2 separate regions of the Homo sapiens genome follow, and region 1 is linked to region 2. A link is a loop called in an ENCODE intact Hi-C map of the cell type or tissue named here. Cell type or tissue: dorsolateral prefrontal cortex. All regions are shown on one strand.

Region 1 (5,000 bases), 180 kb after region 2:
CCAAGGGCCTGGCCCACCCCTTCCCATCCCTGGCCTTCTCTCTTGGAACGGGGCTTCCTCCCCAGATAGTTGTTCCTTCTAGCTCCTGAGCTCTTCTCTTCCTCCTTGTCTTGGCCCCAGCTACATCTCCTCATGCCTTTATCTCTCCCCTCAGTGGCTCTAGGGGGAAGGGGCACTTCCGTCCCTCCTCTCCTTCTCTGCCTTCCTAGCCTGAGTCCTGAAACCTCCCTTCAGGCTCAGCACCCCTACCGCCTCTCCCTCTCACTTCCAGCCACTTCCAGGTGGGATTGGAGGAATCGGTGCCAGGCAGGAGTGGCTAGGGGAGCCTCGGGTCCTTCCAAGGCCCTCTCAGCCTCTGACTTGCTGTGCAACCCTTGCTCTACTCAGAGTCAAGCATGGGATGAGGCGCTCTACGTTCCAGCTGAGTAGCCTTAGGCAAGTCACTTGACCTCACTATGCCTCCCATTTCCTCAGCTGAAGAATGGGGGTCAAGGCAACACCCACTTCAAAGTGTTTTGGAAGAATAAAATAAGGCCTGTCAAGCACTTAGCAGAGTGCTTAAAGCTTGGAGAATTTATCTTAACACAGGGTGCAGTGCAATGCTATGGAAGGACTTTGTAAGTTGCAAGGCCCTAAACCACCCTTGGCTGTGTGTTTGTGCCATGTTTCTGATCCAAAGAACCCAGAACTGTGAGGGAGAACCTCCCAGTGGCCTCTAATCCATGACAGATGTTATCTGCCATCACTGTTACTAACGTTATGTGACCATTAACATTCTCAGGTTTCAGAAAGGCCACAGTCAAAGGCCCATCTCCTGTGAGACTGGGGTTAAGGTCCCAGAGAACACTTTAGAATGTCATCCCTCCAGCTGAGCCCACTGTTCCCCGGGGTCCTCTCAATAATCCAAAACAGGGAAGAGTCATTACTGTTCCACTTTACAGATCTGGGAGCTGGAACCCAGAGCTTCAAGCTGCCTGACCCCAAAGCCCAAGCTCTATCCCTGTTCTTGGTTGGCCAACTGGAGTCCCTGTCCAGCCGTCCATACCTATGCCTACCTGGACACCCTGTGGGGACTCCTGTGAGGTCCCTCACACCTCTGCTAAGCAAGCTCCCTCCCCAGTCTTTGCCGGGTACTGCCTATCCTTCCAGGACCCTTCTGATCCCAGCCAGGCCAGGGATGGCCAATGCCGGGTCAATCACTTTCCCTCCTGATTCCAGAACAGAAGAGGCTGGTGCCACTGTAAGCCTAAGAGGCCCCAGGCCTAGATTTGTTCATAAATATTACCAACAGCTACCAAGCAGGAGGGGCTCTTATTCCCATCTTAAACTGTGGCTCAGAGAAATCAGGTGAACATAGCTAGGGAGAGTGTGAGCTAGAGTTGAGATTCAGGTCTCTCTGACTCCAAAATGCATGATGTCAGCCTTAGAACAGCTCAGCGACATCAGGTGACTTATTTCTCAGTTCTAGTCCTCAGTTTTCTCATCTCTAAAATGGAGACATTAACGTTGCATGGGATTTGTTCAGTTGTAAGGATTAAATTGGATGAGTTTTTAAAATTCCCAGAGCCTCACTGGGCACATGGGTGTGGCATCCCTGAAGGATTGGGGGCCTTGAAGTCAGGCAGACATGGGGGCCGAGTGCCAGTTTTATCACTTTTGCTCATGGAGACAATGATTTCTCCTCTCTGAGCCTCATAGACCCATCTGGAAAACAGGAATGATCGGCCCCTCTCACAGAGATAGTGCTAATGCCAAAGTTTTGCTTTTAAAAGCTAAAAACATGGCTGTCAGGCCAGGTGTGGTGGCTCACACCTGTAATCCAGCGCTTTGGAAGGCTGGGGCCAGGAGCAGTCTGTGTTTTAGCAAAAGCCCTCCAGGAATCAAGAACCCACAAGTTAGAAGCGTGACCCAGAGTCGTCACCTGGTGGTATTTTGTGGAAACTACAGCATGGCAGACACTGTCACCAATCCTTTGACTCCAAGGAGAACAGGACGCTTTCTGCTCAAAGTGTCCCAGACCACGGTCATGGGCCATAGAGTTGGCTTTAGAGTGGGCTCATCACCTTTTCTCACCTGCAAGGGCACACAACACAGGAAGCCTTCCCCAGTAAATAACTCTTCAAGTTTTCTCCCTGCTGCACTTGGGATAAACCCCCAATTCCTTACAGAGTCTGGCTTCTCCAGATCTCTCTGTCCTCACTTTCTCTTCCCTCTTACTCCCCACCGGCCTCACTGGCCTCCTTGCTGTTTCTCGAATTCACCAAGCACATTCCCACCTCAGGGTTTTGGTGTTTGCTGTTGCCTCTTCGCCCTGAGACTTTCGTGGCACGTTCCTTCACTTCATTCCCAGCCCTGTTCAAATGCCATCTCCTCTGGGAAGCCATCCAGGACGACACTTACCAAGGATCCCTTGCCCTACCCTCTTTCCATCTGTGACTCTGCCTTATTTTTATTTATCACTGACATTATCTCATATATTTGTTTGATTTTTGTCTGTCCCCATCACGAGACCATAAGCTCCAATAAGGCAGAGATGTTTGTTCTGCTCGCTGTTGAATTCTCAGCACAGACAGTAGGTGTTCAATATATATTTACTGAGTTAATGAATATACTCATTATATTCATTATGAATATAAAGTATGGCAGGTATTATCAATCACCCTTTTTCCCATCAATGGGGAAACTGAAGCTCAATAAATTGATGTGACTCATTCAAGTCCACATAATGAGGGAGTGCTGGGATCTGGATTTGAAGCAGGATTTCTGGAAGCTGAAATGTGGGAGCTGTGTCCACAGTGGCACCTTGAGTTTCCTAAGCCTGGGGAGACTTTTTAATCAGACATCACCCAAGATCAGTAAGTCAGCAGTTGTGGGTTCTGCAGGAGAGGGAGCAAAGATCCAGTGCAGAGATCCTCAAGGGGGCAATGTCACCAAGAGTGTTGGAGAGTTCCCAGTGACCAGGGGGTGCCCCGGCCATGCAGGAGGGGAGCAAGGGTGCAGACATCCTGCAGTGCATCTCAAGTCATGATTTTCAAATCTCCCTTTGGTAATTAGTGTAGGTAAAAACCTTGTTTTTAATTATCTGAGCCAAGGACCGAATTCTATTTTACATATAAACACAATGTGTGGGGGTTTTCATTTTGTTTTTTATGTTTAATAGACTACTTTTTTAGAGAAGTTTTAGACTTAGAGCAAAACTGTGCAGAGACTGGGCACACTGGCTCACGCCTGTAATCCCAGTGCTTTGGGAGGCCGAGATGGGGAGATTGCTTGAGGCCAAGAGTTTGAGACCAGCCTGAGCAAGATAGCAAGAACCTGTCTCCACAATTTTTTTTTTTAATTTCCCTAGCATGGTGGCACATGTGTGTGGTCCTAGCTACTTGGGAGGCTGAGGCTAAAGGATTGCTTGAACCTAGGAGTTTGAGGCTGCAGTGGACTCTAATCGTGCCACTGTACTTTAGCCTGGGGGACAGAGCAAGACCCTCTCTCAGAAAAGAAAAAGAAAAATGACACAGAAATCATAGACAGTTCCCTTGTACTCCTTCTCCAAACATGCAGTTTCTCCTGTTATTAACATTTTGCATTAGTGCAAATGCATGGTGCATCTGTTACAATTGATAAACCAATTTTGACACACAATTATTAACTGAAATCCACAGTTACCTTACAGTTCACTCTTTGTGTTGCACAGTTCTACCATGCTGGGGATTTTTTGTTTTTTTTTGTTTTTTTGTTTGCTTGTTTTTTGTTTTTGAGACAGAGTCTCGCTCTGTCACCCAGGCTGGAGTGCAGTGGCACGATCTCGGCTCACTGCACCCTCCACCTCCCGGGTTCAAGAAATTCTCCTGCCTCAGCCTCCCGAGTAGCTGGGACTACAGGCACATGCCGCCACGCGCAGCTAATTTTCTGTGTTTTTTAGTAGAGACGGGGTTTCTGGATTTGAAGCAGGATTTCTGTAGCGCCAGGCTGGTTGCAAACTCCTGAGCTCAGGCAATCCGCCCGCCTCGGCCTCCCAAAGTGCTGGGATTACAGGCGTGAGCCACCGCGCCCGGCCCATGCTGGGTTTTGACAAGTACATACATCCTTTATCTACCATTACAGCATCATACAGAAGAGGTCCCCTGCCCTAAAAATGCCCTGTGCTCCACCTGTGCATCCCTCTCTCCCCTCCCCTGAGCCCTGGCAACCACTGATCTTTTCATTGTCTCTATAGTTTTGCCTTTTCCAGTACAATGTGTGTTTGCTTGGTTTTAATAACAGCGACTCTGCCAGGAAAGCAACCTTCACATAAATTGGTGTCTTAGTCAGTTCAGGCCACTGTAACAAATTACACAGACTGGTGGCTTATAAGCAACAGAAATTTATTTCTTACAGATCCGAAGCCTGGCAAGTCCAACATCCAGGAGCTGGCAGATTCCATGTCTGGTGAAGACCGCTTCCTGGTTCATAGATGGCTTCTCACCGTGTCCTCACATGGTAGAAGGGGCAGCAGAGCTCTCTGGGGCCTCTTTTATAAGGGCACTAATCCCACTCATGAGGGCTCTGCACTCATAACCTAATCACCTCCAAAAGGCCCCATCTCCTAATACCATCACGCTGGGGATTAGGCTTTGACGTAAGATTTTGGGGGAGACAAACATTTAGTCTGTAGCGATTGGGAACAGAATGGATTGTGTTTGGTTCAGAACTTTACCTAGACTGCTCACATTTCAGACTATCACAGCCATGCAGTCACAGTGCATGTGCCGCCAGTGCGGCGTTACCAATTCAGCCTGCAGATTCTCAATGATTCCACCCAGAGCAGAGCCCACCCAACTACTTTGTGATGGTTTCTACACATTGTCCTGGAACATTTACATATTAATTTATTCTAAATTATTTTCACTTTATTTTCTTTTAAATTACAACTAGGACATTATTTATGTTTAAAACTATGCATGGCCGGGCGCGGTGGCTCACTCCTGTAATCCCAGCACTTTGGGAGGCCAAGGCGGAAGGAT
Region 2 (5,000 bases):
TGATGTTACTGAATGTAGAGTTGGGTACAGATACACACGATTAGCTCTCCCAAGCTGGTGCAGGCCACTTGGTTGAGCAGCTTGAAAATTCAAGAAGGGACCAAGCAGGAGGTGGGCAAAGGAGAATTTAGTGTCTGTATTCGTTTGTTCTCACATTGGTATAATGAACTGAGACTGGGTAATTCATTTAAAAAAAGAAGTTTAATTGGCTCACGGTTCTGCAGGCTGTACAGGAAGCATGACTGGGGAGGCCTCAGGAAACTTACAATCATGGCAGAAGGCGAAGGGGAGGCAGGCACGTTCTACATGGCTGGAGCGGGGTAGGAGGAGGTGCCACACACTTTTAAACAAGCAGATCTCGTAAGAATCCATTCACTATCACAAGAACAGCAAGGGGGATGTTTGCCCCCAAGATCCAATCACCTCCCACCAGGCCCCTTTTCCAACACTGGGGATTACAACCCCACCTGAGATTTGGGAGGGGAAACAAATCCAAACTATATCAGTGTTTTGTTTGTTTGTTTGTTTTCAGATGGAGTCTTGCTCTGTCGCCCAGGCTGGAGTGCAGATGTGCAATCTTGGCTCACTGCAACCTCCGCCTCCTGGGTTCAAGCGATTCTCCCATCTCAGCCTCCCGAGTAGCTGGGATTATGGGTTCATGTCACCACACCTGGCTAATTTTTTGTATTTTTAGTAGAGACAAGGTTGCACCATGTTGGCTAGGCTGGTCTCAAACTCCTGACCTCTAGTGATCCATCCACCTTGGCCTCCCAAAGTGTTGGGATTACAGGATGAGTCATTGTGCCCAGCCCACATCAGTGTCTTTAAAGAGAATTTTCCCACCAATGGGCTTGTCGGAGCCTCCAGCAATCTGAAGAGCTGATTTCGATTCTTTTTTTTTTTTTTTTTTTGAGATGGAGTCTCGCTCTGTCGCCCAGGCTGGAGTGCAGTGGCATGATCTCGGCTCACTGCAAACTCTGCCTCCCAGGTTCAAGTGATTCTTCTGCCTCAGCCTCCCGAGTATCTGGGATTACAGATGCGTGCCACCACACCTGGCTAATTTTTGTATTTTTACTACAGACGGGGTTTCACCATATTGGACAGGCTGGCCTGGAACTCCTGACCTCGTGATCCGCCCGCCTCAGCCTCCCAAAGTTCTGTGATTATAGGCATGAACCACTGTGCCTGGCTCTGATTCTTGTCTTACAGATACAGAAGCTGAAGTGAGCTTTATGCAAACTGAGCTTTATGCATTTGTACAACAGTCACTGAGCATATACCCTGAGTGGGGCCCTGGATGGAAAGAACCAGCACTAAGGATGCAAAGTTAACCTGGATCAGGTTCTAGCCTGCCTAACGGAGCTTGCGGGCTGACAACAGGTACACAAGCATGCACGCGTGGCTCTATGGAGCCTCCATTCAGGTGGCAAGTATGCCAGTCAAGAGTGTGGGTTCTCGTCCCGGACTTCCTGCCTTCAAATTCAGGCTGTACCACTCACTGGCTATTGAAACCACCTTTGCAAAAATTGTAACTGAGGAAATTATGACAATAGCCCTTTCCTGAAAAGATCCACTTCTTGCCCGGGGACCAGTCTGCCTTTGTAAGACTAACAAATTAGCTACAAGATTAGAAATCAAGGTTTAGGGGCTGTGCAGCCTCTGACAGCAAGGGTCTGAACCTCCCCAAGTTGTTCCTGGGGACAGTGTCACTATTGCAAAACCTAAGATCAGTGCTTGAGATATTTTGCAGATCTTGCACTACAGCAGCTGAGGGATCAGCTGACACCACCCGGATCGGTAACCTAGCTTAACCAGTTCTGCGATCCTACCCGGGAACAAGGTGAACGCCTTCGGGCTGGGTGGTACACTATTTGACCTTGGGCTAGTTACTTAACCATTCAGTGCCTCAGTTTCCTCATCTGTAAAGAGAAGAGATAATAATATACCTACCTCATAACATTCTTAGGAGGATTATCTGAATTAATGAATTAATGCGTGAGCAAAGGGCTGCGAGCAGGCCTAATACATAATGAAAGCTCAATAAATGTTAGCTGTTTTTATTATGTAACTTCGGAAATGCAGCTATGTGCGCTCAGAAAGAGAGAGAGAAGGGAGAATGATGTACACAATGTGGGCGATTCTGCCTGGACATGATCCCAGCTGTGAGAGAGATGTGGGGGTGTGGATCCACAGCTCGGAATCCCACACACCCCTGAGAGAGAACAGAACCTAAAATTACAGTTCGCAAATGCATGCAATCACCACCATATACTGCTGTTCTTTATGGTCCGTGCATTTATTGCTGCAAAGGACTATATTTAGAAAACTGCCCATATTATACTTTATGAGTGACTTAAAGGATTTTTAGGAGTTCTTTAAAAGTTTTTGTTTATTTTTATAATTTTCTCCTTGCGTTAGAACCTAACACTCACATTAAATGCTCTCCCACAGTAAATATATTTCGAAATGACAAGTGCTAGAATAAATGGGTGAGGATTTTCCAAAGGCTGTTTTGCTGATAGTTGGGGATAGGGAAGGCAAAGCTAGACCCCCAACCTCTGGACTCTGAGTCCAGTGTTCTTTCTTCTGTAATCAGGACCCTGGGGGGACAACCCTGACATACTTCCAAGGACCCTGGACTTCAGCTCCTGGCTCCCTGCTCAGAAGGGAGGGGTGGATCGTCTAGGGCCCAAGGCAGAACCTGAACTGAGTTCCCATTCTAAGAGGGTGTTTGGAGTGAGGTGAAAGGGAGACAGGGATTCTAACCCCAGCTTCACAGCTGGCTCTCTCCGTGTGAGCTCCCTAAGCCTCAGCACCCTAAGCGTGTACAGAGGTAAATATTCTGCGCACAGCAGCTGCCCAAGGCCATATTCCCTTCCCTCCGCCCCGCTGTGCACATTGGCTGCAATGTAGCTTTAGGCCAGTAGGTGGTGGTGCCGCCCAAGAAGCAGGAAAAAAGCAGGGAAAGAAAGGGATGTGCCTGGATGGTGGATCCACTGAGGTCCTGCTGATCCCAGGCCAGGAAGCGGGGACATTGAGAGCCGAGATAGGAGTCCAGGCCACTTGAGTGCTTGCCTATGCCCCACATATGAAGGCACGCCAAGAGGCTCACATACGTGCATAACCAAGGACCAACCTTGCGCCTGAAGGAGGCCTTTCACATATGAGCTCCTCGAATCCGCACACTTGCCCTATGGAGAGTGGCAGTATGGTCCCATTTTACAAGTGAGAAAACTGGACCAAGAGAGGCAAAGTGACCTGCACTAGGTCACACAGCAAGTCCATGGCAGAGATGGATTTGATCCACTCCTGTAATAATATTAACAGCCAACTCCCATGTAATTCCTGCATGTGCTGATACTGTCCTAAGCATGTCTGTACCTATGCACTTATTCAGTCCTCATGACAGCCCTACGAGGTAGGTATGAGTAGTATTTTTACTCTCACGTTACAGAGGAGGAAATGGAGGCACTGAGAGGTCAAGCAACTTGCCCAAGGTCACACAGTCAGATCTGCGATTTTTTTTTTTTTTTTTTTTTTTTTGAGACGGAGTTTCGCTCTTGTTGCTCAGGCTGGAGTGCAATGGCGTGGTCTCGGCTCACTGCAACCTCCACCTCCTGGGTTCAAGCGATTCTCCTGCCTCAGCCTCCCGAGTAGCTGGGATTACAGGCAGGCGCCACCACGCCCGGCTAATTTTGTACTTTTAGTAGAGACGGGATTTCTCCATGTTGGTCAGGCTAGTCTCGAACTCCCTGCCTCAGGTGATCCGCCCACCTCAGCCTCTCAAAGTGCTGGGATTACAGGTGTGAGTCACAGCACTCTGCCTGATTTTTTTGTTTTGTTTTGTTTTTTGTTTTTGTTTTTTAATAGGCATCCTAATAGGTGTGAAGCGGTATCTCGTGCTTGCAATTCTGATTTGCATCTCCCTAATGATTACTGACGCTGAGCATCTTTTCCTCTGTTTATTGGCCACTTGTACATCTTTGGAGAAATGTCTATTCAAATCCTTTGCTCATTTTTTCATTTGGTTGTTTTTGGTTGTCGTTTTTCCTCTCTTTGCAATTAAATGACCTGCACACTGAGGCAAATTACTCATTCGGGCCCTGCGTTCCTTCTCTCGTGCTGCATCCAGGCCTGGACCCTGCCCTACATGCTGGGGATGTGGTGGAGATCAAAACCCAAAGATTCCTGCCCCATGGGGTGTCCTCTCCAGTGCGGCAACCAGACACTAGCGTGATGTCAGATGACACAGCAGGTTTTGGGGGTTTTTTTGTTTGGTTTTCCTTTTTTGTTTTTGTTTTTGTTTTGTTTTGTTTTTGAGACAGAGTTTTGCTCTTGTTGCCCAGGCTGGAGTGCAATGGCGCGATCTCGGCTCACTGCAACCTCCGCCTCCCGGGTTCAAGCAATTCTCCTGCTTCAGCCTCCCGAGTAGCTGGGATTACAGGGGTGAGCCACCACACCCAGCTAATTATTATTATTATTATTATTATTATTATTATTATTTTGTATTTTTTAGTAGAGACGGGGTTTTACCACTTTGGCCATGCTGGTCTCGAACTCCTGACCTCAAGTGATCCACCCACCTCGGCCTCCCGAAGTGCTGGGATTACAGGCATAAGGCACTGCACCCAGCCTGGTTTTATATCAAGGGGCATCGACAGGCAGCCTCAGGCCCCCTCCAGCCCTTGTGCCTGGCATGTGAGCCCCTCACAGCAGGTTTGAAAAGTCTAGAATTTCCAGCATTTTAAAAAAGTTTGGAGAGTTAACATCAAAATCTAGATACATAGCTTCTCTTGAAAAGTTGAAAGCTGAAACCACTCAGGCTTGTTTTCCACCTCAAAGCCATCACCCGGATCAAGGCACCAGCTTAAAAGGGCTGCTTCACCCAAGATATTAATAACATCTCTCCTGTGGGCAACCACTCCAAAGTCTGATCTTGCAGAGTACAGAGGCATGACCTCCCTGTCTCAGGCTGTGACATGTCCTAAGGGCTGGCCCAG

Evidence for each region. A loop is a pair of places that touch in the nucleus more often than their neighbours do. Peaks named below come from ENCODE experiments on the same cell type or tissue, not always from the same donor. Only the 100,000 strongest peaks of a DNase experiment are listed, where the experiment ranks them.
Region 1: it touches region 2 in a loop (5-fold over the local background); 86 of 110 quality-filtered maps call a loop at or near these places.

The regions. Positions count from the first base shown.
Region 1 is chr20:558,811-563,810 of GRCh38, reverse strand. No RefSeq gene overlaps it. Among named protein-coding and RNA genes, the nearest start is that of CSNK2A1, 18 kb to the right of the region's middle. In dorsolateral prefrontal cortex, CTCF peaks have their summits at 1,720 and 1,925; a DNase peak (open chromatin) is centred at 1,930.
Region 2 is chr20:737,128-742,127 of GRCh38, reverse strand. No RefSeq gene overlaps it. Among named protein-coding and RNA genes, the nearest start is that of SLC52A3, 29 kb to the left of the region's middle. In dorsolateral prefrontal cortex, CTCF peaks have their summits at 2,713 and 2,914 (motif pointing right); DNase peaks (open chromatin) are centred at 2,165 and 2,937; H3K27ac peaks cover 1,688 bases.